Regions from separate parts of the Homo sapiens genome. Here region 2 is linked to region 1. The links are chromatin loops, found by intact Hi-C in ENCODE. Cell type or tissue: MCF 10A. All regions are shown on one strand.

Region 1 (8,000 bases):
TGGTCTCGATCTCCTGACCTCGTGATCCGCCCGCCTCGGCCTCCCAAAGTGCTGGGATTACAGGCGTGAGCCACCGCGCCCGGCCGAGGCTATTTTTTATAAATTTCGTTTATAACTCAATATTAAATACTTTAAATGTATTAACTAATGGAATTCTCCAGCAATTATTTTGTAAATAAAGGGCTATTTTTAAATTAAATAATCACTATTCAATTTATCTGATTTATAAATTTAAATTTTCATGTAATAGAGTTGCTTAAAGTGGTACCACGTGTACTTTGGAAACCTCTTACTAGATAAAATATCTTACATTACTCATTTTTCCTTATATGCAAAATTCACCCTAAATAATTTTTAAATGTTACTTTATTTCTATTCTTAGCTATATTAAAAATCACATAACTATTAATATATTTTTAATCACACCTAAAATATATCATCAACCAAGGGAGTGATATAAACTGCATTAATTTCAAGTGGTCTAACTTAGTTATTGTCATGTTCACACTAGCTCAATGTCAACTAACAAAAGAATTACTTTTCTCTAAATTTATATTCTAAGAAAAGATAATAGTTGTGGAAAAATATTTATATAATGTTCATTAGATTATATAATTATGTTAGCAGTTCTCAATAATAGTTGCAAAATCATTAACAGTACAAACAATTCATGACTTTAGGCTTCTAAGTTAATAAAATCCACACACTCAAATGCACACATATACAATTCCACTCATATTACACATGCTATTTCAAAAGAAACAGATTAGTATTAGGCACACAGATTTAAACAAGTTGTTCTATCCAGTTAAGAAAAATCAAAAGCAAAGAAAAGCTTTCACTCCAAAAATATCCTCTAAGGGTACCTGAATCACTAAGTGCCTCCCCATCAATAAAGTGGTCACCAAACTGTTTAAGAGCTGTTCAACATACAAGTAAAGATAATAAAGATGATCCCACAAAACAAAATATGATATGCATATAGGAATGCTGAGAACTAGTTGGCAAGTATTAAGATAGAACACAAAATTATACTAAATATTTGGAACTGCTGGCCTTGGGAATACCTTTGAATTTACTCAAAATACTACATTGATCCAACATTTGTTCATTCTTGTCATAAATTTTTATAAAAGCTGAGAAAACTCAATACATACTACCAATAGGTGATTCAACAAGTTGGTTCTAAATAAGGACATCTCAATGTAAAGTTTTATCTTATGATTTTATCTTAAAGAACCTAAAGAAACATCTTTAATATTTCTCTGTATAAAAGCAATGAGTATTAAACCTAGTGCCATTCTTAATAGCAATAATTTTTCAAACATACATTTTCATGTACATATATGGTGGTAATTTTTCAATCATGTTCATTGGACCAATAGCTGAACTATTGAAACTTGGTTGCGTGATTTTTTTTCTTTCTTTTTTCTATCTTCTCATAAAGAAATGCTTGCAAATTTTATATGCTGCTTTCATGATTTTTTAGTAGCACATTTTTTTATCCAAGTGGATTATTACATGGAAGTTCAAAATACAAAATGAAGAAAAGTCAGCTACTCTAGTTGAAGTAGAGATAGGGAGCCGGACACCCTCCAGCTGGCCCATCTCCAGCTCTAGCCCAATGTCACACACCCACTCCAGGCAGTCCCCACTGCTCCTTTTTGGAAAGCAGGCTTCCCAGGACTTAGGAAGCCATTGCCTGAGATCATTTTTCATCAACTCTAAAATTATAGGGGGGATATTTTCTGACTTAAATAATACATTCTTCTGTGGAATTTATACTACTTCCTGCTGTACTATTTTTAAACCTTCTATAAGGCTCTTCTCCTCTGGGCTTAAAATATATTCTGTACATATGAACCAACCAGAATACAGAGATTTCTCAATTGAAGAACACTCATTGATGGAGTATACTTTAAAGTCTTTACTTAAAGTCATTTGAATAAAAAAAGATTTTTTAACATAATTCAAACATATTTTAATAACAATTGTGTTATCATATAGCTATTTTAACACATGGCCAGTTTCCAGTTTTTCCCCTTTTCCAGTCATATTATTTAATAGCCATTAATTTTAATGCTAGGAAAAAGAAATAATACCAGAAACAAATATACTAATCAGAACTGCCCCCGGCCCCCGCTGCCATGGCAAAAGTAAATGTATTGAAACAAAGGTGAAAAAGTGACTTTAAATGTTAAGATTCTGTCATCCACATAACCAGCTTGGTCTCTGAAAAAAAGGGTAATTTGCCCTTGTGTAAGAACATGACAGGTGTCATAGAAGATTGAATAGAAGTCTTACCCTCTTCATCAGAAACATCAAGAACCTCAGTCATCGTCTCAGGTACATTTAGTTTGTGTTTTTCTGTAATAGTCTGGAAAAACAAAAATCATTAATGTTCAAGTTGAAACCAAAAGTAAACAAAAGATGAAAAGCATCACATAGGAGGCCACACTCAACAGCAGCAGCAAGCCATCGAGCCATGACTACGGGATCTTTCCCGCGTGTATATTTTGGAAATTTGCTTTCATGAAAACTCATTTGTTCTTTTTGAAGATAAATGATCATTTATGCCAGAGAAGTTGTACAAGAGACAGTTCATTATTTTGAGTTCTCATTTGAAAAATAAATTCTTTAGCAATGGTATTATTAATAATAATTAGTTGTATTGAGAAAGCAGATTGATGTTTTCAAAGCTTCCCTAAAATGAACTAAGTGACGTTTCCAGAAAAGCTTTAAAAAGAAACAATGAACATATGCAATGTATTAAAAGCAAAGCCATTAGAAAAGAAGCTGTAAATAATGTGAAAGATATAAACTATTTGGGCAGAAAATATGACACATCTCTTTTGGGATCAGAGGATCAAATCATCTCTTTAATATTTCACTGGGCTACAGTTCTGGTTTGTTGCTTATTTGCCTTATGCAATAGCTCTCCAAGGTTGTCAATCCACTGCCTTTCATTCCTCATGTACAGTGTAAGGTTAAGAGACAAGGATCTGAGTCTAGCTGCCTGGGTTAAAATTCTAATTTCATCACTTATTACCTATAAGGCCCTAGCAAGTCCCCTAACCTACATGTGCCTCAATTTCCTCAACCATAAGTAAAGGATAGAAAAGTACTTCATAAAATGGTTAGGAAGATTAAATGATGTAATATATGCAAGAGCTCTAAAAATAGTGCTTGGCATATGTTGGCACTCCATAAATATTAGCTACCATAATTTATTATGATTATTGTAACTCAGTATTAAATGCATCTTAAAAGTGAAGAGCCTCTGGACTTTTTATAATCATTCTTGCACTCAAGGAAAATTCTGAATGTCTACTGCATGCTTGGCACTATTTTAGACACAAGACATACCAGTGATTTTTCAGAATAATAGAAATAAGCCAGACATAGAGACAAATACTGCATAATCTCACTTATATGTGGAATCTAAAAAACTCACAGAAGCACAGAATAGACACCTGGTGGTGACCAGGTGTTGGAGAAGGAAGGGGGAGGAGCATTTGGGAGATGTTGGTTAAAAGATACAAAATTTTAGTTGGACAGGAGAAATAAATTCAAGAGATTTATTGTAAAACATGGAGACTACAGTTAATAACAATGTAGTATATACTTGAAAATTGCTGAGAGTAGATTTTAAGTGCGCTCATCACAAAAAAAAGGATATGTATGTGGAGGTAATAGATATGTTAATAAGCTTGATTTAGCCATTTCACAATGTGTGTGTGTGTGTGTGTGTGTGTGTGTGTGTGTATCAAAACATCATGTTGTATACCATAAATATGTACAATTTTTATTTGCCAACTAAAATAAATAAATAAAAGATATGTGTACCCCAAAAACATAAAAATTCAAATCTCATTATTTTGAACATCACCTAAAGACTATTGAGTGTCAAATTCAAACCTTCAGTTTCTGTAGTGAAAATACATTAAGGGCATCAATTGACACTGTCATGGAAACTTTAAAAAAAAATGAATCCCTTGACATAAGAGTAACATCTTCAACTAAAACCACCAAAGTACAAAAAATAGGTTGTCTAGTTTTTTAGGCTTTGACCTAGATGTTAGATAATTGTTTGAAAGGCTATAATGAACCTATCATCAATTATTTTCTTTCCAAAAGCAGTAGATAACTTCAAATATATTTACAAAGAAATTCAACTGGTTAATCAAATTCCACTGAGCAACTCTGACTATATACATATATAAGATCTGTGTGATCATAATGTGATACTGCATGAGCTTTTTGGTGGCTCTTTGTTTTCTTCAGAAAACTGATTAAACTGGCTCAGAAGAGCCCTGTGATTCAGTAAAGAGCGAGAGGTAGCAAGGCCTCATCTCTCATTCCATGCTACGATCGTGTTGAGCTGCCTTTATTTTGACAGGTCATGTTCTCTCATGCCTCTGAGTTTTTCCACATATTCTCTCATTTACCAGAAATCTTCTTTCCCCTCTTCTCTTGGCTCAGGTTAGATGTGACTTTCTTGGAGAAACATTCCCTGATCCTCCCCAGTGAATGTCTTTGTTTAACTGTGTTTATCTGCTGCTATGTACTCCTAGAGCATCGTGTGTGCTGTGTCATACACTACGCACTGTGTGTGCCCTCTCTGCTTATCTGCCCACATGAGAGTGTGAGTCATTTAAGAGGAAGATTGTTTCCACAGCACCTGAAACATAGCAGGAGCTTTTCAAATATATATCAAAAACTTGTTAATACTAAATTATGCAAAAAATAAATTTAAAATCCATATCATGATGAAATGGATTGTCTTTGGGTGGAATTTTAGTTAAAAGACAGGAAGAAACAGAGAAAGTAAAGAAAGTCTCCTGCTACTCACATGAAGGCACAGTTGGAGGCAAGGGTTGTAAATTCAGCTTGCCTGCATATTTCTAGTGATATTTAAATAGTTTTATTCAGAGTCTTATTCACTGAAAGCAAACTAAATGCTGCAGGAAAAACAAAAGTATCCATCCAAAAATCTGGAGAATAGTAGTGGTTGATAAATATTTGTTGAATGAACAAACTCAAAAAGACTATTATAATATACAATTTGATTATTATTTTAATATTATAAATTTTAATTTAGAAATTTAACACCAATAAATTATAGCCCATATTCTGTATTAGTGGTATTCAACTATAGCTACATATTACAATTATTAGAAACATTTAAAAAATATTGTTGCTTGGGTCCCATCATAGACCAATTAAATCAAAATCCATAGGGATCGGGCCCAGCTATAATGGGGACCAGGGTATTTTTTAAAGGTTCCTTAGGTGGGTTTATTGCACAGCTCAATTTGAGATTCATTTTCCTGTATTAGGGAAAGTATATAAATTGCAGGAAAATGATTTGCATTTAAAATATAACATAGAGACTACCCTACTATGAAATCTTATTCAACTTTTTTTTTTTTTTTTTTGAGATGTCGTTTCACTCTTGTTGCCCAGGCTGGAGTGCAATGGCACGATCTCAGCTCACTGCAACCTCCGCCTTCCAGGTTCAAGCCATTCTCCTGCCTCAGCCTCCCAAATAGCTGGGATTACAGGTGTGCACCAGCACGCCTGGCTCATTTGTGTATTTGTAGTAGAGATGGGGCTTCACCATGTTGGCCTGGCTGGTCTCGAACACTTGACGTCAGGTGATCCACCTACCTCGGCCTCCCAAAGTGCTGGTATTACAGATGTGAGCTACCGCGGCTGACCTTTATTCAACTTTTTGGGAATATTTAAAAATGTGAAAGGATGTCTACTATATTAGACTGTATTAGAAAGTTAATTTTTGCAGAAATGTTTTAGAGTATTTGTCCTTCGTAGTAAACATTTCAATAAGGAGATGATTCTCTGTTTGAAAATAATTACTGGAGATACTTTTTAAATGATTAAGTTTCATTGCCTGATAGTCTCAGTTTCTATTTTCAGGTGCTGATAATGGGACTATATTTTCTTTGTACTTGTAAGAGTGGAAACAATAATTTACTTCAGTTTGGTCACTGAATGCTATCAGAATTATCAGCAAATATATGTGGCAACAGAAAAAGTAATACACTGTGATCATATTGGTCATGGATATTTTTCTGTATAGATATTAAAAATGGCCTCTATATGCAATGTGGTAAATATAATATCATTTATACATGAGAAGGTATTTGACCTTTAGAAGGCCATCATTAAATATTTGTTGAATGGATGGAAAATAAGTAGTCCTACATATGTATAATGTAACAAGAAATGAATACATATTTTCCTTTTAAACAAAATGTCCTTTGAAAACTTGATTATTTAAACATAAACATGGTTTTATGCAACTACCTCTGAATCGTACATAGAGAACAAGGCTATAGTGAAATGATCATGGACATCTCTTTCTGCTACAGAATCCAAGATACTATGGTCAAGATTAGAAACTACTTTAAAAGTTAAAATGAGTAGGACACTAAGTACAAGTTTAATGGGATATAATTAAATCGGATAATATGGCAAAAGAAATGGTATATAATAGATGGAAGAGAGATTTAATAATGAATTTATATTGTTAATCACGATATGAAAAATGTAGAAAATAAAGTAGGAGTTCTTAACATTCTGCTTTACAAATAGTAGTCAATATCTGATTTGTTCTATGCAAAAGAAACTGTGTGTTTAACTGATCTTCACTTAGCCAACCCTCACTCAGCCAATCCTCCTGGTCACCAATTGCATTTATATCACATAATCCCTAAGCCACCACAGCATACTTAGTGATCTTGGTTATGATGCCACCTTTTAAGGCCCTCATCCATAGCTTCCATCAGTGGAGTTCAAGCTAAACTTGTTTTTGTTTCTAAACATACTTATACCAATCATACATATTAATATAACTTTAATAACTAAATTAAATATTATGTAAATACTGTTTTTTTTCTAGAAAAACTAGGGTAGATGTTTTTTGAAGTCCTAACAAAGGTGAGTCACTGAAAGTAATACCCAATTAGATGTAATTGAGACAATTATAACAGGTTGAAAAAACATGTCAAAAGTCTAAAAAGATTCTGCACTAAGTATGTCTTTTTAAGAAAATACACAGCAGGGGCTCAGGACTGTAATCCTAGCATTTTGGGAGGCCAAGGCAGGTGGATCGTTTGAGACGAGCCTGGACAACGTGGCAAAACCCCGTCTCTACAAAACAATACAAAAATTAGCCAGGAGTGGTGGCACCTGCCCACCTACTACTCCCGAGTAGTCCCTGTTACTCTGGAAGCTAAGATGGGAGGATCACCTGAGCTGCAGTGAACCGTGATAGTACCACTACACTTCAGCCTGGGCAACAGCGTGAGATCCTGTCTCAAAAAAAAAGAAAGAAAAGGAAAGTACACAGAACATACAAATATCATATAAATATACATATTATAGCATATATATACATAATATAATAGGTATTGATATTGTTTGTGCAAGAATGGCAATTTAATTTCTAATCGATGGACCTATATTTAAAGAAAAGATCTTGGCTCTACCTCAAAAGGTGTCAAATGACTTTACAAGTATTTATTGTATTGCCATTTTTATGGCTCCTATTTTTAAAATTTTTAAATTGTTGTGGATACACAGTTGTACATACTTACGGGGTACAAGTGATATTTTGATATAAACATAAGTATAATGATCAAATCAGGGTAATTGGGATATCCATCACCTCAAACATTTATCATTTCTTTTTAAAGTCCTAACAAAGGTGAGTCACTGAAAGTAATACCCAATTAGATGTAATTGAGACAATTATAACAGGTTGAAAAAACATGTCAAAAGTTTAAAAAGATTCTGCACTAAGTATGTCTTTTTAAGAAAATACACAGCGGGGGCTCAGGCCTGTAATCCTATCATTTTGGGAGGCCAAAATGCCTCCCCAGTGGATTTGGGGACATTCCAAATCCACTTCTCTAGTTATGTTGAAATATACATTTTAGTTAACTATAGTTAGCCTGCTGTGCTGCCTAACACTAGAT
Region 2 (8,000 bases), 55 kb before region 1:
TTTCCCATTCATGTTTAACTCCCACTGATTGATAGGCAGCATTTTAGACCATGGTATAGGAAAGTTTGTATAACCTCAATTTAAGAATGACAGTCTTCATTGTAGAGATATTGGAAGAACACAGGCTACTTTTCAAAGCCATCTATGGTTTCCTTTTTTATAAGTCAAAGAGCCATCATCCCCTCACAGTCAACTTAAACTGTGCAAAGTTTGAGTTTTTGTTGTCTGCTGCATCTAATGAGAGTACATTCTCCATTCATCTACCACATAAATGAAAAGCATATTTTTACCTTAGGTTTGTTTGCTTAAAGTATTTACCAATGGTATCTGAAATCCAACCTTTCTGAATCAAAAACAGATCCACAACAATTAGAATTTCATGTTATGTGAAATCTTCTCAAGCAAATGGCTTCCTAATGATTACAAAATTGTAAGTACAAATTATTTTAAAGTATGCGAAGATAAGAAGAAAAGCAATGTCTTCATACTATGAAACAAAATACAATATATTTATGTGCAAAAGTGCTTAATTTGAGTCTAAGCTTGGGACTTCAGAACAACAAAACTCAAAGCTCGCATGGCCTTATTACGTGCAGAGGCTAAAAAAGGCAAGATCACTGTTGCCCGGTTATTATGTTTATGTTTTCCATAAGCATTCTCATTACTCAATCTTGAGATTGTTTTCTTAGACAAGAGTATACAGAGAAAGCACAAAACACAAAGGGCTTACACAAACACATTAGCCACTACAGAAAGCTTAAAGAAAATGAGACACAAATCATCAAATAAAACAAACATACAAAAAAACTATATCAATTTTATGACATGCGTAGCACAGGGAATCCCGGTGGCTGGCAAATACCTTCAGCATGGTCATGGCCATTTTCATCAGGGATGCGTTCAATCAGAGTCTCAATAGACTCATCCCAAATGGGCCTTGTGTCAAAGATGTCCTCAGGAACTGAGTGCTCGGTCTCAACAGGTGGCAGATTTTCAATTACTGATACTTCCAGGGCACTACTACTTTCATCGTCTGAAACTATTTCCTGCTCCCTCTCTGACTGTGTCAGCCTATCCACTAATTTGGAAGCCTCATCACTAATCTCCTCAAAGAATTCTATGGAATTTCTGTAAAGGTCAAAGAAATGCTCCTTACTTTCTTTTGTGGGGCTCGTGCCCCCCCTGCAGGAAGATGTAGTGCTTCTGCTCTTAACTGGCAATCGGGATGTAAGTATCTTTGGTCTTGTGGCCCCTTCTTCTGATTCTAACTCAAGTTCCTCGGCCCTCTCTCTGCTCTCTGTTTCTGTCTCAGTGTAACTTCGGGTTTTTACTGGGCATTTGGTCTTTGAATCCAAAGAACTAGCATCAGATTCAGATTTGCTTCTATTATCTGGTGCGATGCTTGCCATGTCCTGTCCCTGAGGAGCCACTGTCTTCTGGACAGAGGTGTCTAGATCTGAGAGCTGCTGTTCAACTCTTTGGAGGGGTACTTTGACAGGGAGTTTGGACTTTGGTTTTGCTTCATCCGCCTTATTTTCCTCATCTACACTGGATAGAAAATCTTCAGAAACTGAACTCTCATACTCTGCAGATGGAGGTGCTGGGGTGGAAGTGGGCATAGTCCTTACAGGAATTTTGGATTTGCTTTCAGTAAAAGGCACATTCTCCATGGGTGCAGTAGGAATCTCGATTACTGATTTCTGTTCTTCTGGGGAAGAATCGGGAGAATCATCACCCCTATCTGAATAAACAGACCTGGTGAGTGTGGAAAAATCTAACTGGACTTGTACAGCTGGTTCAGAAGAGTCGGGGCAGGATATCTGCTTTACACCAGAGAGAGGAGGTATATCACCCGTTTGCACGGTGGGGAGGTCCTTGGTCCCTACACTAACAGCTTCTTTTGTAGGTGTTTCAGTGGAGGCTGAAATCCCCATTTGGGAGTTAAGTTGAGCATCCGAAGCAGGTATTTCCTCTACTTCCTCACTCACGTCATCTGGAAGTAAGTCTGCCTCATCATCCACTGTTTCTTTTGATTCTGAAAGTGCTAGTGATTCAGCTGATGTCTCCAGCGGTAGGGGATCAGCCCCAGTAGCCCCTTCTTTCACATCTTCAGAGAGAGTCTCTTCCCTGGATTCTTGACCAATTTGGAAAAAGTGAAAACTTTCATCTGCATAGGACCTTTTGGTCATATCAATGGCACCACTTCGGGTCATTTCAAACAATTTTCCTTCCTGAAACAGAAATGGGTTTTGCTCACTTGTTGGGGTCCCCTCTTCAGTTGGGGTCCTAGCAGGAGTGGTGTCAGGGGTGGTACCCTGTGATTGTCTGTCTACCATCAAACCAAATATCTTTTGTTCTTCCTCTTTCACACGAGCCTCAAAGGCTTCATCGTCTTCCCGAATTTCACTCCAAGAATCAGAATCCACATCAGTTTTTGTGATGATGACTTTGCTTATTTGTTCACCAACAACTGTTGTTGTAGCGGACATAGTAGGCTCGAAAGATGAAGAGACACTGTCTGATTGCATTTCCCACAAGGTACTTTCCTGTTGGGATTCCATTTTTATGTCCTGGCCCTCAAAATTAGATTCTTTGCTTAAAACAGTTCCACTAGAGGAGCTTGCCACTACAACGTCTTCAACAGGGGATGTGATGGTAACAGAATACACTTCAGAAGAGTGAAAACTTGTGGTGTGATTTGCATCTGTTTGGGTTTTGCTTTCTTCACTAGAGAAAAAAGATTGGGAAGGGACATTTTCATAAGGGCTAGTGATTTGTGGATCATAGATTTCATCATTCTCAGCTAGGTCAGACACGGGAACATCCATGGAAAATCTATCTGTTTGAGTAGTAATGGATGAGTCTTGAGAGGGGCAGTCCTTTGGTAAGTTCTCAAATGTTTCATCAGTTTTTGTGACCTCTGTTTTTTGAATAGAAGATGTGGCAGATATGTCTTCATCTAATTCTTTTCCTTCAGATACCAAACAATGAGGCAAAGAGGATGAAGATGAAAAGCTTTCACTGGGGCAATCTGCTTGTGGAGATTCTGCTCTAGAAACATCAAGCTCTTCTCCCTCTGTGTCTTTTTCATGAGTGCCTTGGAGAGCTAATGATTCTTTATAGATGACTGGCTGTTCATCAACATCATCACCAGTCGGACTCTGTAGACCTGAAGAGACAGGAGCAGCTGAGCTGCTAGGACTCATGGCCTCACATCCATGGCCATCACAGATTTTTGGCTGATCAGTGTCTCTGTTTAGCTTATCATAAGACCTGTCTTCAGCCTCAGTGGAAACAGCATGACGGTCTTCAGCTAAATGGGATTCAGAATCTTTTTCTTCTTCTGATTTGCCTGGCTCTTCCTGAGTATCTTCATTCATCTTGAAAGTATATTGTTTGGAAACGACAGGCTGGAATTGTACTTCTTCTGGACTGGAATTGGAGTCCATGCTTGATGGAAGTGGAGAAGGAGGTTGTACTCGAATCACTGGTTCTGGTAAAAGGCCTGAGTCAGCACCTTTTTTAAGCTGTGCCAACTCAGGTTCACTTTCTGAGGAGGAAGACACCTTCCTGCTCTCCGAAGTTACTAACACAGGGACACCACTTTCATCCTCCCCACTGCCTGTATGTTTTGGTTCATCCACATCTACTGAACAGTCAGCATCTGGGTCAGAAGATGAAGAAGATTCTTCTTGTTTGGGTTCTTTTTTGTAGTCCCTTTTCTGCTTTGCTTCTTGTTCAAGTTCATCAAACATTTTGATTTTGGTTACCATTTTAAACATCTCCTCTTCAGGTGTGAACCTCTTTTTCTCCCCGTTTTCTGAATCATCCTCCTCTGCACATTCATGAATCACAGCTGGTTTTGGTGTACTTACATCTGTGGTTTTGGGTGTAACCTCATAGCTGACTTCTTCAGAGCTGGGGGTGTCAGGAGAAAGGGGGCTCTTCCCTGAGCTCTCCATGAGCGATGTCTGCTCAAGACTGTCATCCTCAGCACTGCCATCAGGGTCTCGGAGTAGCCGGGACCGCACAGAGGCCACTTCCGTCAAGAGTTCTGTTTTGGCAACAGCTGCAGGAAGAGGAAAGTGACTTGGAAAAATTCCAGCCTTCATCTTTGGTTCAACAGGGCTGCTTTCCAGAGAGTCACGGCAAGGGGATTCTTTCAGAGGACTTGGCTCCAGAGAATCAGGGGTTTTGTGTGAAGAGTTATCTTCTAGCACAGGGCTGGCTTCCAGAGAGTCTTTGTGGCTCACTGCTAATGAGTCATCAGCCACAGCGCTGAGGACTTCGCTATCTCGGCTAGGGAGTGCAAGTTCTAACCCTTGGGGACTTCTAATGACTCCCTGAGGTTTTGATTCAGTTCCTGTATCTGTCTTTACAGAAGCCTCAGGCAGCGGCAAGGCCTTTGTCTCGTCTGAGGTGGCTGTGGATTCTTGAACCTCACTATCAGTTTGTGTCTTGTGGGCTGAACTACCAAAGGTACGTTGACCTTCATCACAGGCTGCCTCCTCAGTCAGTCCTGTAGGTGTCTCTTTAGCTAATGCTACACTACAGCTGCCTGTGCAATCATCTTGTCTTTTAGGGCTTGTGTCTTTGGGAGAGCCTAGAGTGGCCTCTTTCTGAAAACTCTCAGTAGAGGTCTCTGAGTCCTCAGTGACTGTGGCACCTCGCTCTTCAGAGCCACCAGTAATGTCTTTGGTCGTGGGATGCTCTTTTTCTGAACGAATTTCTGTGGTGGTTTCTGTCTTGGTGCTTTCCTTTGTTTCCCCAGTTTGCTCCTCACTTTTCTTTGGTGAGAAAGAAAGGCTTTCTGGGCTCGTCTCAGGGGTCTCTGCTAGGCCTTCATGCTTATAGCTTTCTTCTGAACTAATCTGAGGGGTCCCCTCCATCAGGCTGCCACACGGAGAGCCGGCTACCCCCTCATTCTTTAGGCTTTCAGAACTGCCATCTAAAGCACCGCTTTGTAAAGACAGAGCTGGAAGGAACTCATCTTTCATGTAGTCGAGTGGAAATGTTGTGTTGAAAGGACTAGTGAGTACTTGGTCTAAGTGAAGCTGTGCCTTTTCTGTCTCCTCACTCAGGCGGAATTGTTGGTATTTGTCATTGTCTTCCAACTCTTGCTTAATGACCTCAGAGAAGTCAGTGGAGGTTTTCCTATCTGGGCTGATCTGTAGATCCATGTCTCCCTGCTCATCAGCCATCTTTTCTTTGGGCACTTCGCTCTCTCTGTGGCTTTCTTCTTCAGGCACTGACTGAACAGGTTCAGGTATTTTGTGGCTGAGAACTTTCTCCTTTCCTCCAGCTGCATCTTCTTTCTTAACTCCTATGGAGGAAACACGAACTCCTCTTTTGGATTCTGCTGTGCCCGTTACCGGGAGTCTCTGGCCTCGTTTGATTGTCTGATTCTCTGTTTTCTGAGCTTCTCTCTGGGTTAGTATCGGCCCCTTTTCTTTTTCTACCCGAACTTTACCTTTCTCTTGTGGCTGCTTTTGTTTTGCTGATTTGTGCTCAAAGAGTCCAGTTTTATGTTTAGAAGGGTCCTGACCTGACTGGAAAGCCTTCATCAGCTCCCGAACAGACATGGTTTCCTCAATCCTCTCTGTTTTTGAAGTGGGGGATACAGGTGGTTGCTTTTCTGTTTTGCCAGAAGGTGACACAGGCAGGTGCTTCTCAGTTTTCCCAGCTGTTGATACAGGTTGGTGCTTGTCCGTTCTTCCGGAGGGTGAAACAGGCAAGCGTTTTTCTGTTCTCCCAGGCGATACTGGCGGGTGTTTTTCTGTCCTCCCGGAGGGCGATACAGGTGGACGTTTGTCTGTTTTGCCTGAAGGCGAAACAGGTGGGTGTCTTTCTGTTTTTGTAGATGACACAGGAGAGTGCCTTTCAGTTTTTGTCGAGGGTGATACAGGTGAGTGTTTCTCAGTTTTACTCGATGATGACGCAGGTGAATGTCTTTCCGTTTTTGCAGAGGGTGACACAGGTGAGTGTTTCTCAGTTTTACTTGATGGTGATACTGGAGGGTGCCTTTCAGTTTTTGCGGAAGAGGAAAGAGTAGAGTGTCTTTCTGTTTTAGGGGAGGGAGACCCTGGCGCATGTCTCTCTGACTTCAGAGAGGGTGACGCAGCTGGATGTGGCCTGTGGGTGGTCTTTTTTGGCACGTCCTCCTTGCCTTTGACTCTGATGGGCAACTTGCTTCGACCTTTCTGTTCATCTTCCACTCGCTTCTGAAGGGCCTTTACTTTGTCCTTTATGGAACCAATGGGAGTTTCTTCTATCAAAGGAGATGTGGCCTTGACAGTGGGAAGGGGTTCAGGGGCTAAACCTGGGTCTTCACCTAATGACTCTTCTGAACTACCTTTTTTAAGTTCAGCTTTCTCTGCACTAGCTTGTAAACCTTCCTCTTTTTGTTTCTGCTTTTCTTTTAATTTCCTTCTTACTGGCTTCTTTATTCCCAAGCTTGGTTTGTGCTGTTTCTGTGTACTCTGTGTCTCATCTGGGGGTATGTCTTTCCCTTCCTTTTCAGAGCTCCTGCCAACAGCCAGAGCCTCACATTTCTTCCCTGCCTTATCTTGAACTGTCTGCAGCTGCTCTTTGGGAAGAGGCACACAGGTATTCAGATCATCAGTAAGGTAGTTCACTAGCCCAGTTGAGTCTTTCTCTACTTTTCCTTTGATCTCTTTATCTATTCTAACTTCTACACATGGATATTCAGTGATTTCTAAAGGTGCTTTTTGCCTAGCCTCTTCTATTTCCTCATCACTGACAATAACCCATTCCTCTTCAACTAATCCTCTCTCAGACCGAGAGCTCTGCACACTGCTTTCATCTCTTGTGCAGGTTCCACTTCTCAGGATTTCATTCACTTTCTCTAAGTCCTCTTTAACTCTTTCAACGATTTCAAAAGGCTCTCCTGGCTCTTCCTCAGCAGCCTTCACCAGCTCCTTCACTTTAATAGAACCTGCCTTATCAGACACATCTGTGGTCAAGATGGCGGTCATTTTGATCAAATCTTGTTTCATCTCAGAAACTTCAGAGAGCAAGTCCGGACTTGCTAGGACAGGAACTTCATTAACCAGGTGACTTTTCAGGACAGATGTTTCTGTAGATTCTGTCTCATCATCTTTGATGTGAATGAAAAACATTGAAAGTAAAATGGAAATCAAAAAAGATATTGGCAAATGTAATCAGGACTGAAACGACACAGCGTCTTTTCCTGTGGTGGTGGTGGTGGGAGGGGCAACAAAATGGGCTGGGAATGGTAGATCCACAAGGCCTCAGGGTACAAGAGCAAAGCAAGGCTAACGAAAAAAAAAACAACTGAAAAGGAAAAATGAGCAGGAAATAACTTGCTTAATTTTTCTCACTTGTAGCACATCCACACATACAACAAAGCTAAAACAAGACGCACATACACACACAAAAAAACACTACATATCAAAACAAAGAACGCAGTGAAATTACACAGAGGTATCTCAAGATTGTTCAGATGTTACAGATCAATGTTGAAAAAAAAAAGAAAACCAACCATGAGGAAAAAATAAGAAAAAAAGCATTAGAAATTGCAGAAAGTTGATTTCCTCTAGGAGAAAGCCAGTAGTAGCAAGCTCAGAATAACATCTAATGATGTATATACATTTTTAATCATATAAAAGTCTGAAATTCAGTATGTTTAGTTCTACCAATATACAAAGACTATATAAAATACATCTGAATCAGCTGCAAACCGGCATTTCATCTAAGGGAAATTCACACCTAACAATGAAACAAACAGTCTGGTGCTACGAGGCATGGTCCTTTCCTTGGAGCAACCTCCTTGTTTAGACACAGAATGGACAGACCAAGGAGGGAAATAAAGGAAAGGAAAGAAAAACAACAGAAACAACAATTGTGATTAAACTTATAAGTGAGTCCAAAGTTAAAATGTGATGCATGGCAACCCAAGTCAGAGACAGTCACACGGGACACACACACAGTTTATGTAAGCCAAGTTATTTCCATGCAAA

The links. Peaks named below come from ENCODE experiments on the same cell type or tissue, not always from the same donor. Only the 100,000 strongest peaks of a DNase experiment are listed, where the experiment ranks them.
Region 2: a loop joins it to region 1, with 2.0 times the contacts of the local background. A loop is called at or near these places in 2 of 110 quality-filtered maps.

The regions. Positions count from the first base shown.
Region 1 is chr4:113,297,144-113,305,143 of GRCh38, reverse strand. ANK2 (ankyrin 2) reads right to left here. Exons shown (of 46, transcript NM_001148.6): 23 at 2,305-2,377. Among named protein-coding and RNA genes, the nearest start is that of MIR8082, 150 kb to the right of the region's middle. In MCF 10A, no CTCF peak of the experiment used is centred here; a DNase peak (open chromatin) is centred at 4,573.
Region 2 is chr4:113,352,162-113,360,161 of GRCh38, reverse strand. ANK2 (ankyrin 2) reads right to left here. Exons shown (of 46, transcript NM_001148.6): 38 at 863-7,117. Among named protein-coding and RNA genes, the nearest start is that of MIR8082, 200 kb to the right of the region's middle. RefSeq lists enhancers at 3,992-4,211, 3,559-4,758, 5,188-6,387. In MCF 10A, no CTCF peak of the experiment used is centred here; DNase peaks (open chromatin) are centred at 3,871 and 4,271.